Regions from separate parts of the Homo sapiens genome. Here region 1 is linked to region 2. The links are chromatin loops, found by intact Hi-C in ENCODE. Cell type or tissue: natural killer cell. All regions are shown on one strand. Links, peaks and the distances in the headings refer to the core of each region. The heading gives the core; the rest is flanking DNA.

Region 1 (6,338 bases), core at 1,649-4,148, 150 kb after region 2:
AGATAACTTATCAGAAGGCACACAGTAGGTGGTAGAGCTGTCATTCAAATGTGCTTGCTTGAAGCTAATGTTAACGCCTGAGCAACTCATCTGAGCCCACCCTGTGATTTTTACATTGACTGGCAGAAACGAAGGAGAGGGAGAACAATGTTAGCAGCCAGGAAGATGAGTCACATGGCTGTGATGTGCCACTGAGTCCCTGTGATGAGGAAGACTGTTGTGACACTCAATTACAAGATGCTAAATTCTTTGAGTGTACATTATGGATTGCTTATAGTTATTCTTTCTATTAATGGGTGACACTCCTGTTTGTCTGGGATGCTTTTATCCTATTTCAGTTATGTTCATGCTTCTCTTTCAAGATCCGGCTTATGTCAGAAAGCCTTCTCCATCCCCCTAATTTGAGTCGGATGTGTCAACAGCACTTGAGCTTGTGAATTTTGTCAGGCTGATCTGAATAGAACTGTCTATCTTCCCACTGTGGCAGACATCTTTTAGGGTGTCTGCATAACCGACAGTGTCTGCCTTCACCAGATAACTGTTCTCCCCACCATACAGGCAGGTAACCAAGACCTATTTATCTACCTCATCCCACATGGATAGCTGATTGGGTCAGAGAGGACATCAGATCCTCTCGGGGAAAACCAAATTTCTTCTTTGGAGAATGTGGAATTGGGATAAAGAGCCAGACAGCTAGTCAGTACAAGAAGGTCTTGCGCCAAAGGAACATAAACTTGGGAGCTGAAGTGGGACCATTTCTGCCCTCTATATACACAGAAAATAAAAAATAAAAAAAAGACAGCTCATGGGGAGAATTGAGAATAAGGCCGTCATGCAGAGATGGGCAATGGAGTAGGAGTGAGTCCCTGGCTTATAACCTTGTTTCAGTTTTGGCTTCCAGTTCCTTCATTTGTCCAGTTACCCTTGAGTTCTATGACATATCCCAAAGGTATTCTAGTAAATCCCCCTTTTAGTTTAACCCCATTTGAGTGCGTTTCTGTTACTTGCCCCCCAAAGCACTTTACCTAAGATGCCGTCAGGAACTAGAGCCCCCAGAGGACAGTGGCAGGATTTGTTCTTGGGTGCAGCCCTAAGGTAGCACAGTTCCTGGCTTAGTTATATGAATTTTTGTTGAATTTTACTAACTTAATATAGCTTTTCTATGAGATAGCAATAACACTACCTGGTCCTCCCCAAATTGCCACACGCTCCAGGGAATTAGATGAATTAAAGCCAAGGGCTGGCTGGCTCCATTGAAAGCCACGCTTCGCCTCACTGTTGTTCCGTCTCGTTTCCAGTTTGAGAAGGCAGGGAGGCTGGGAAGCTGAAAAGCACTCAGAAGACAGGGAACAGCAGGAGAAAGTGACAAGCGAGACAGGATTTGAAAGGGGCTTGTTTTGAGTGCTTTGGAATCAACTTGTTCTTTAATTAAGGGGGAAATATCACCCTCCAGCTAGTAAAGACACCCCTAAGAAAATTAAAATAATGTAAATCAAGCTAAATGAATACTCCAGAAGCGGCACTAGAGCTTTGTAGGATTGAGTGTTTGGATGCCCCTGAGGTTTTAAAAGCAAAGCTTGCAACTGCTTTTTGGAGCAGAAACATTCTCTCTTTTGTTTGATGGCAAAGGAGGCTAAATGCCGACACCAATAGGATTCACGGAGGAGTTGGAGGTGACAGAATCTTCTTACTGTTTCGGCTCTCTAAAGACCAGAATTGAAACAAAACCTAAGTAGATGATGCTGATAAATTCCTGGGGTTGCTTCCTAGGGGTGTTCAATGCAAAGAAATCATTTAACTTGTAATTAATTCTACAAAGCAAAATGGTTCAAGGGGAACCTAGAGTTTCTAGTAAAATACCTTATTAATCACAGGGGCGTTTTACCTGGGAGGTGCAAAATGACTGAGGTGTGATGGGGTTTGTGTGTGTGAAAGCTACTAGTATGGTAGTGGCAGGAGCAGGAGGTTCAATATTGCGACAAGAAAAGGTCGCAGATCCAAGTGAGCAGAACAATCTGAGCTTTACTTTTTCATCAAATGTCTTAATTTCCCAAGATTTTACCTTAAAGGAGGTATGAGGATGGTTACAAAGTGTGTACTCAATCTTTGGTTGGGGGGGGGGGGTTCCAATGTAACACAAATAATTTATTACACATCAATGTTTCTGACTCTCAAGATAGCATCATGACTCCTTAATCAATGGTTTATACGTGATGGCAAACTTGTGCAAGAAGATTTTACTTCCATAGGCCTCTTGGTGCTGGAAGAGCTACTCTAGTCCTTTCATTTCTGGATGAAGGAAAAGAGATCTAGAGAGATTAAGTGGCTTGCCAAAGGTCACCTAGTCGTAGGGTGAGCATATGATTCATTGTGCAAACTGGAGGACTTTTGAAGGTGAAAGGATGTACTATAATATTACAGTTATACCAGGACTTAACTGGTGTCAGACTGGACTGTTCGGGCAAGGCAGGGCAGGTGATCATCCTATTTAGACAGCTCAGGGCTTTGCTTCAAACTCACAAGGAATGAGGAATATTCTATTTGCGGGTCTTCTTTGCAATAATAAACTGCCATCTGGGGGCAGGGAAGGGCACCACCTGGAGGCCAGGAATGGGAGGGCGATTCCTTGCAGGACCTCAGGCTGATGGGTTTTCTCCACAATTAAGTGTGGTTAGTAGGGGCTTGACTGTCTTCTGCAGGCCTGAGTGAATGTCTTAGTCCATTCATCAGAATATCTGAGATGGGGTAATTTATAAAGAGCAGAAATTTATTTTTCACCGTTCTGGAGGATGGGGAGTCCAAGATCAACACACCAGCAGGCTCAGTTCTCTGGTGGAGGCTGCATCCTCTGGAGGGGAGGAATGCTGTGTCATCCCATGGCGGAAGGCAAAAGGGAAAGAAGGAGGAGGCTTTTTCTCCTGGCAGCCTTACAGCAGGATGCCTTGACACTGATAAGAAAACAGCATTAGAAGGGCCCTTAACCCATCTTCTTAGAATAAGGGTTTCAGGAACCAACTCACAACTGCTCATGTAATTTTTAAGAATTTCACCTTCTGCATGGGTGCTACTCTGGATTCTTGTTAGATATGGATGGAGGATAGAAATGCTGACCCTGTATATATGCAATGTGGAATATTACACAGCCATAAAAAAGAACAGAATCATGTCTTTTGCAGTAACATGGATGCAGCTGGAGGCCATTATCCTAAGTGAATTAATGTAGGAACAGAAAATCAAATACTGCCTGTTCTCACTCATAAGTGGGAGCTAAACGTTGGGTACTCAATGGCACCGACAGACACTGAGGACTACTGGAGGGGCAGGGAGAGAGGGAAGCAAGCGTTGAAGAACTGACTGATGGGTACTATGCTCAGTACCTGGGTGATGGGATCATCTGTATCCCAAACCTCAGCATCGCGAGATATACCCAAGCAACAAACACGAACATGTACCCCCCACCCCGAATCTAAAATAAAAGTTGAAATTATTTGGAAAAAAATGTGAACCACAGATGATGCAGCTTGAAGAAGCATGTCATTGCTAATAAAAACAACCATTTTTGAGCACTCATTCTGTGCAAACAACTATTCTGAGCACTTTTTATACATTGATCCCCTTAATCCATAAAACTACTCTGCAAAGTGAAACTGTTCTGTCTCCTGATTGTGCTGATGGTCATCCAAATCTATATACCTGTTAAACTTCAGAGAACTTTATGCCAAAATAAAAAAGTTAATTCTACTGTATAACTTAAAAAACAAAGTAAAAAAAAAAAGACTATATACTGTATAAGTCCACGGATTGAAATCCAGGAAAGGCAAAACTCTAGTGATTGCAAATCAGTGATTGCCGGGGCTAGGGTAGGAGGGAAGGACTACAGAAGAACACAGAAACTTTTTGGGTTGATGGAAGCGTTCTAGACCATTTTGGTCATGGTTACACAACTATGTATTTGTGAAAAAGCATCATATTGTACAGTTTAAATTCTTAAATTTTTTTTGTATGCAAACCATACCTCAACAAAACTGGGGGAAACCACCCTGTAGAATGGACATCACTCATATTTGTCCCATTAATGAGGAAATTGGGGCACAAGGAGGTTGAATAAATTGCCTAGGGTCACAGCTGATAGAGCCAGGATTCAAACACAGGAATGAATAATTCCATCAATTTTCACTTCCACAATTAACAGCTGCTCATGCAAGTAGGTCATGGCCCTTAACCTGGGTCATGGGAACACATTAGCCCTAGAGAGGCAGCTGCAACAGGTAGAAAATGCTTGACCCCCACAGAGGACTTTACAGAAACAGCAGCTGTTCCGGGATGACCATTTGAGTCCACACACAATTAGTCTTTCCCAAAGCAGACACAATTACTTGATTTGAAAAACTGGTGCCAGGATGCTAAGTCCTGATGCAGATATCTGGTGGCCCCTGGGCCTTCCCCTTTTTCCTGGCTGGGAGTGTGATTTAAAACCTCCTGGCTAAGCTCATTTTGCCAAATAGCTCCTGCAGGATTCATTTCCAAGGCTGAGTCCAGAAATTTCTAGCTCAGCAAATAGATCCAAAGCAAGATGACGAATTCACCCAAGCTACCTCTGAGACTAAGGAATATGGTTTCTTGTGCTTTGCAGAGGCAAACAGATGTGTTTATACACAAATTTACACACATAAAATGCCTTGCTTGTTATAAAGAAGAGAGAAAAAATGTAACTGTACATCTGCATGTACAGTAGCTTCCATCTGGGAACTGTAACTTCCCAGTAGCTGTCCATCTGGGAGGAGAAGGTGAATGAAGGAATGAAGGTCCTCCGCAGGAACACAGAATGATGCTGTGTCATATTTCACACCGCTGCTGTACTACTTGGAGAAATAGGCTCCTGTCTCACTTTACAGCTAGAAACAGTGCAGACTGTTCTTAAGGCTGATGCAGAATTGAGAGGAACTGGAAGATCATCTCAGGTAACACAATCAGGCACTTATGATTAGAAGAATGGACTTACCCAGGATCAAGCAGCTACTTAGTGGCAGAGCCAGAGAGGTAAGGTGACTGTCTAAGGTCACTCAGTGCATAGCTGGAGTCAGAGACCTGGGTTCTCTTCCCTGGACCAACCATGCAACTGAAAGCAGGTTCTTTAACCTCTCGAGGTTTCTGTTCCTTGAATATAAAATGGTGCTAATAAGTGCTAGCTCAAAAGCTTATTGTGAGGACTGGGTGTGATAAGGCCCTAAGCACAATGCCTGAGACACAGTACATGCTCAATAAATTACAGCTGATGGTAGAAGTCATTTTAGTTCACCGTGGTTATGCTAATGTATCTTATCTTCAGTTTGGGCTAGATGAGTTCTAAGGTGAACCTTAGAACTTAGTTATTGGCTAGCCAATAACTAACTGACTTGTACAGCACTTTATGGCTTAAAAAGCCCTATCACAGAAGAGTTTTCTTTGCATTGCACAATTACCCTATAATATATATATAGAACCAGCACAATTAGCTCCATCTCCCAGTTTAAGAGACTCAAAAAGCCAAAGCAGTTTACTGAATTCTGCCTTTTCCAAGATCACACAGCCAATAAGTGGCAGAGAGGAGTGCTGAAGTCAGATCTTCTAAGTCAAAATGTTGCCTTCTGTCTGGTGGCCCAAGTGTCCAACTCTTAGGCCATTGTCCTTCCCTTAGTGTGTTTGTCCCTGCTTCCCTACAGCCCCCCTTCCAGGCCAAGCCAACCATTGCTCTTGGAGTGTGCCTCTCACCAGCAGATCCAATGAATAATCATGACAGTAACCCTACTGTTGCCCTTTTACTGCAGAGATGGGGATAGATTTATAGAGGCTGACTGTGGCTGGTATTTGGGAATGGATAATCACCTTCACTTACTATATCCTAGGCTGCTTCGGCTAAATATTTACTGCCCAGAATTCTGCCCTTTCCAACCAATTCTGAATATGAGCATGGCACAGGCAACTAAGTGGCATAATTCATTTGGGGCAACCATAAATCTAAGGCTTCCACCAGAAATGATGCAAAAAATTAATGGAACATGAAATCAAGTAAATGGAATTGAGTACAGTAATTAGTTCATATTTTAATCCTCAGGTCTGTTTATTATCTGTCAACTGGCGAGCAATTAAGTTGGCACCATTGAAATGATTAGCTTTGTTTCAGCAAAAGTTTATCGATATGTCAGTGCAAATGGATCCGGTGGTTTTAAATGGCCTTATTTTGAATTGTAGAGCAGCACATCCATGGAGCAGCTAGACATCGAATGATTTAATTTAGCAATATTATCTGGATTACTTATATTTAATATTACTGAACTGTTCTGGAGGGTTATGGGGGA
Region 2 (6,338 bases), core at 1,827-4,326:
ATTTTAAAAACAAGCTGTGTGACAGATAGTAAAGACAGGTATCATTTGTTAAAATCTTTGTTTCATCATATGTACATTAATGCAGCATTTCTTATATTTTTATGTTTCTTAGTATTTTTAAAATTTAAATTGACAAAAATTTTATATATTTACATTATTTGCTACGGTTTGAATATTTGTGTCTCTCCAACATTCATATGTTGAAATCTAGTTCTCAATATATTGGTATTAAGAGGTGGTGCTTTTGGGAGGTAATTAGTTCATGATGGCAGAGCCCACGTGAATAGGATTAGTGCCCTTATAAAAGAGGTTTGAGGGAATTCTTTTGCCCATCTGCCATGTAATGACTCAGCAACAGGGCACCGTCTATGAAGCGGAGATCTTTCACCAGACATTGAATCTGCTGTTGCCCTGACCTTGAACTTCCCAGCCTCCAGAACTGTTGTTTATAAATTACATGGTCTAAGATATTTTGTTATGGCAGCCCAGATAGACTAAGACAGTATACAACATGGTGTACAATGATTGTATGCACGTGGTGTACAACAGGGTGTGTGTGTGTATATAGACAATATAACAATATATTGTATACTTGAAAATTGCTAGGAGAGTAGATTCTAAATGTTCTCACCACAAAAGAAATGTTAAGTATGTAAGGTAATGGATATATTAATTAGCTTGATATAGCTATTTCATAGCTAAATTATACATTGTAAATGTGTGTGTGTGTATGTGTGTGTGTGTGTGTGTGTAAGTTCAAGATCAGGGCACTGGCAGATTCAGTGTCTGGTGAAAGCTCTCTGCTTCATAGATACTGCCGTGTTGCTGAGTCTTCACTTGGCAGACAGACAAAGGAACTCCCTCAAACCTCAAACCTATATATATGTGTGTGTGTGGGTGGGTGGGTGGGTGGGGGTATACATATCATGTCTAATGTATAACTTAGCTATGAAATAGCTAAATTAAGCTAATTAATATATCTATTACCTTACATACTTAACATTTCCTTTGTGGTGAGAACATTTAGAATCTACTCCCCAAGCAATTTTCAAGTATACAATATATTGTTATTAACTATAGTCAGTAGGTTGTACAATAGATCTCTTGAACTTATTCCTTCTGTGTAACTGAAATTTGGTATATTTTGATCAACATTTCCCACAAACCCCTCACTCTCAGTCTCTGGTAACCACCATTCTACTTTCTGATTTCGAGTTGGACTTTTTCAGATTCCACATATAAGTGAGATCATGTAGTAATTGTCTTTCTGTGCTTGGCTTATTTTACTTAGCATAATGGCCTCCAAGTTTATCCATGTTTTTGAAAATAAGAGGATTTCCTTATTTTTTTTTTTAAGGCTGAACAGTATTCCATTGTGTATATATGCCACATTTAAAAAAAATCCATTGATGGGCACTCAGGTTGATTTCATGGTGGGTTAGTGAATAACACTACATTGAACATGGGAGTTCAGTTATTTCTTTGACATACAGATTTTATTTCTTTTGCATACATACCTAGAAGAGGGATTGCTGGATCATATGGTAGTTCTATTTTGATTTTTTTTTTTTTTTTTTTTGAGACAGAGTCTCACTCTGTTGCCCAGGCTGGAGTGCAGTGGCACCATCTTGGCTCACTGCAACCTCCGCCTCCTGGGTTCAAGCAATTCTCCTGCCTCAGCCTCCCAAGAAGCTGGGACTACAGGCGCCTGCCACCATGTCCAGCTAATTTTTGTATTTTTAGTAGAGATGGAGTTTTGCCATATTGGCTAGGCTGGTCTCGAACTCCTGACCTTGTGATCTGCCCGCCTCAGCCTCCCAAAGTGATGGGATTACAGGTGTGAGCCACCATGCCTGGCCTATTTTAATTTTTTTGAGGAATCTCCACGTTGTTTTACATGATGTCTGTACTTAGTGTTGCTATGAGGTATTTCTTTTGCTGAATTTCAGTCAGAAGTGATTGAAAGCCACTGCCCTAAGTGACCACAAGGACCAGTTGCATCATACCCTTATGTGTGTTACCCCACTTACCAAGACTTTCAAGCTTCTCATTTGACCCATTTTCACCTGGACTGTCATCTACTTAAGGGTCTGTACATCCCCCAGTTTGACCCAATATATCACCCCTTTAACTTCTCAGACCTTTCCACTCTGCCCTTTGGAACTCATTGGTCTGTTAATAGCAAAATTCCCAGCATTCTCAAACTCTCTTTGTAACATTACTTCTTTTTCTTGCTCTATATGAAAACTGACTCTCCCCTGAAGCCACTGATTCCCCTATATCCTCTCATGTGGCTTTTCCTTCCCCCACTTCCTGCCAACTACTGGTCCTGAAGGTACTGTCTGTTCCTCATGCTGACTTCCAGACCATTGTTTCTTCTGCATCCTTAAAGAACCCAGCTCCTTCAGACCATACCATCCACTGCCCGTCATTGTTGCAGTCTTCTTCAGTTCTGATGGTTAAACTTATCCATTGAAAATTAGACCAACTGGCCGGGCGCGGTGGCTCACGCCTGTAATCCCAGCACTTTGGGAGGTCGAGGCGGGCGGATCACAAGGTCAGGAGATTGAGACCATCCTGGCTAACATGGTGAAACCCCGTCTCTACTAAAAATACAAAAATATTAGCCAGGCATGGTGGTGGGTGCCTGTAGTCCCAGCTACTCAGGGGGCTGAGGCAGGAGAATGGTGTGAACCTGAGAGGCGGAGGCTGCAGTGAGCTGAGATCGCGCCACTGCGCTCCAGCCTGGGTGAAAGAGCAAGACTCCATCTCAAAAAATAAAAATAAAAATAAAAAAGAGCAACTGTTTTTGCTTCTTTCTTTCCATACCTAGTCCTACCGTCATTCTTGGTATTTTCAAAATCCACATGGATCACCCATCCAATGTCCTGGCTTCTCAGTTCCTTGGCTACCTCAATTCCAATGATTGTGTCCTTCACCACACTCAGTCAGACATTGTCATGGTCATACACTAGACCTGAGCTGCTCAATACAACAGTAACTACCCACATACAGCTTTCTAAATTTGAAATTAATAAAATACAATAAAGATTAGTCCTTCAGTAGCACCAGCCACATTACGAGTGACCAATTGCCATGTGTGGTTAGTGGCTACCATATTGAACAGCATAGATATAGAATATTTCCATCACTGTAGAAAGCTCCATAGAACAGTGCTGCACTGAGACCTTGTCATTACAGTTTCAAGTATTGTACTTAGACTACCATCTCACATCATTGCAGTTAACTCCCTCACATACCTCACCCTAATAACTCTTTGACTCCACTCAGACCTTCAATCCACTAATCTCAACACTTTCCATTGTCCATTATCTTTCTCATGCCCCCACTTTCCCTGTTACCCAACTTAAATTTCGAGGCCCATATTTGTAGCCCTTTGCATAAAGCTTTTGTTATGGAGCAACTCTCTTGCTCCTATTTCCCCCTGTCTTACTCAGTAAGACAAACACTATCCCAGGTTAACTCTCTCCTCCTACACTGTATCTGCACTCAAGAAGCTGAATGTAGCTGAAGAAAAATTGTAACTGTAATGACTGACCTGAAATTCATGACCACAAAACAAAAATACCAAACACCTAGAAATAAATCTAAAAGACTTTGACAAAACTTGTACCTAGAAGATGAAAAAAATTAAGAAAAAAATGTAAAAACAAATAGATTTAATATGTTCATGCAAGGAAAAACTCAAGATTGTGAAAAGTCAACACTCCCCAAATTGATTATATAAGCAATGCAGTCTCAATACAAGTTAAAACTTTGTTCTTTTCAAATTGACAAGCTGGTTCCAGTGTTCATTTGGAACTGCAAAAGGCCAGGAATAGCCAAGGTGCTTTTGAATAAGAAGAAGGTGGAGGCTTTGTTCAAGACTTAATTTAAAGGATTTAAAAACTCATTCTAGAGCTAAATAATTTACAGTGTTATTATACTAGTTACCAATTTATGACTTTTAGCTCCAAATGCACCGTTCTTTGCTCTGCTTTGTGATAGTAGAGCTGGACCCTGGAAACATTTCAATGCCAGGTGGCGGAATGTTAGCCTTTGTCGGTAGAGGGCACTGGAGGGATACTGCAAGGCATAGCAGGAGGAGGAAGAGGGTGTTTCTTTAGGTTCTAGGATGCTTTTCTTCCTCTGATCGTGTGGCTCTCAGCAGCTTGCAGAAGACTCAGTAGTGCCCACCTTCCAGCTTGTTCTGCCAGCCTCCCACTGGGTACCTTCCAGCTTGCCAGCATTGGACTGTAGCACCATGGCCAGTCACTACTCCCTACTTTTACTATTTCTGTCTTCCTTAGAGTGTTCTTTAAATTCTGTTAGCACAAAACTACCTTTCACTAGTTAATAATTCTTTTTAAAAAACTTTTAATTTCAGGGGTACATAAGCAGGATGTGCAGGTTTGTTACACATGTAAATGTGTATCATGGGGGTTTGTTGTACAGACTTATTTCATCACCCAGGCATTAAGCCTAATATCCATTAGTTATTTTTCCTGATCCTCTCACCCCTTCACCCTCCACCGTCTGATAGGCCCCAGTGTGTGTCGTTCCCCTTGGTGTCTACGTGTTCTCATTTAGTTCCTACTTATAAGTAAGAACATGTGATATTTGGTTGTCTGTTCCTGTGTAAGTTTGCCAAAGATAATGGTCTCTAGTTTCATCCATGTCCCTGCAAACGACATGATCTCATTCTTTTTTATGGATGCATAGTATTCCATGGTGTATATGTACCAGATTTTCTTTATCTAGTCTATCATTGATAGGCATTTAGGTTGATTCCATCACTTTGCTATTGTGAATAGTGCTGCAATGAACTATGAACTTATACATGCATGTGTCTTTATAATAGAATGACTTATATTCCTTTGGGTATATACCCAGTAGTAGGATTACTGGGTTAAATGATATTTCTGTCATTAGGTCTTTGAGGAATTGCCACACTGTTTTTCACAATGGTTGAACTAATTTACACTCCCACCAACAGTGTCTAAGTATTCCTTTTTCTCTACAACCTCACCAGCGTCTGTTGTTTTTTGACTTTTTAGTAATATCCATTCTAACTGGTGTGAGATGTTATCTCATTGTGGTTTTGATTTGCATTTCTCTAATAAGGAGTGATGTTGAGCAGGAGAATGGCGTGAACCCAGGAGGTGGAGCTTGCAGTGAGCTGAGATCGCGCCACTGCACTCCAGCCTGGGGGACAGAGTGAGACTCTGTCTCAGGAAAAAAAAAAAAAAAAAAGAAAGAAAATTAGAGCAACTGTTTTTGCTTCTTTCTTTCCATCCCTAGTCCTGCCATCATTCTTGGTGTTTTCAAAATCCACATGGATGACCCATTCATATGCTTGTTGGCCACATGTATGTCTTCTTTTGAGAAGTGTCTGTTCATGTCATTTGCCCATTTTTTGATAGGGTGGTTAGTTTTTTCTTGTAAATTTGTTTAAGTTTCTTATAGATGCTAGATGTTAGACGTTTGTCAGATTCATAGTCTGTAAAATTTTTTTCCCCATTCTGTAGTTTGTTTACACTGTGTATAGTTTCTTCTGCTGTGCAGAAGCTCTTTAGTTTGATTAGATGCCATTTTTCATTTTTTGCTTTTGTTGCAATGGCAGAGCCTGCCTGGCCTCTGCTGTTTGTTGGACACAGCAAACATGCCTCTGCCTCAGAACTTCTGTGATTGCTTATTCCTTGCTTGGAATGTTCTGTCCCTGGATAGCCGCATGGCTTATTTAGTTCTATGCTCAAATCGCCATTCCTTAAAGGGACTTTCCCTCTAAAAAGAGGAAAATCAAAAATATTATTTCCAGGTGTTCTTTAGCACCTTACATTATTTTATATTTCTTCATAGTACTAATCTTTAAATATTTGTGTGTTTGCTATTGGTTATTTCCCTCTTAAAATGGAAAATCCATCAGGAGACACATTTTGTTTTATTTAATGCTCTATGTCCAGCACTTAGTTTTCAATAAATATTTGTTGAATGAATAAGTAAATGAATGCATGAATGATACTGACACTGAGTCACGTGGGCCCTAGGACTTATCTGGGTTACATGCACATATTCACATATTCTCTAAGCTACTGTTTTAGACTCACTGTAGGGGAAGCTCTGCTGCTTACTGGCATTGGGCTTTTCCTCTAAGGACACCTATTTTAGAGACTGACTTCCATTATATTGAAGATTTTAAAACTTGATAATGAAAATGTAAGTCAGATTATTTCACTTCCATGCTTAACGTCTCAAATAATTTCCAAGTATGGAATAAAATTCAAACTCCTTTCTCTGGCCTAATAGACTTGACCCTATCTGTCCTCTTCCAATCACTT

Evidence for each region. Hi-C counts contacts between places; a loop is a spot of excess contacts. Peaks named below come from ENCODE experiments on the same cell type or tissue, not always from the same donor. Only the 100,000 strongest peaks of a DNase experiment are listed, where the experiment ranks them.
Region 1: a loop joins it to region 2, with 22 times the contacts of the local background. A loop is called at or near these places in 12 of 110 quality-filtered maps.

The regions. Positions count from the first base shown.
Region 1 is chr17:51,732,067-51,738,404 of GRCh38, forward strand. All of the region lies in intron 4 of CA10 (carbonic anhydrase 10), which reads right to left. Among named protein-coding and RNA genes, the nearest start is that of LINC02073, 300 kb to the left of the region's middle. In natural killer cell, for the core only: no CTCF peak of the experiment used is centred there; a DNase peak (open chromatin) is centred at 2,605.
Region 2 is chr17:51,581,638-51,587,975 of GRCh38, forward strand. No RefSeq gene overlaps it. Among named protein-coding and RNA genes, the nearest start is that of LINC02073, 150 kb to the left of the region's middle. In natural killer cell, for the core only: no CTCF peak of the experiment used is centred there; no DNase peak of the experiment used is centred there.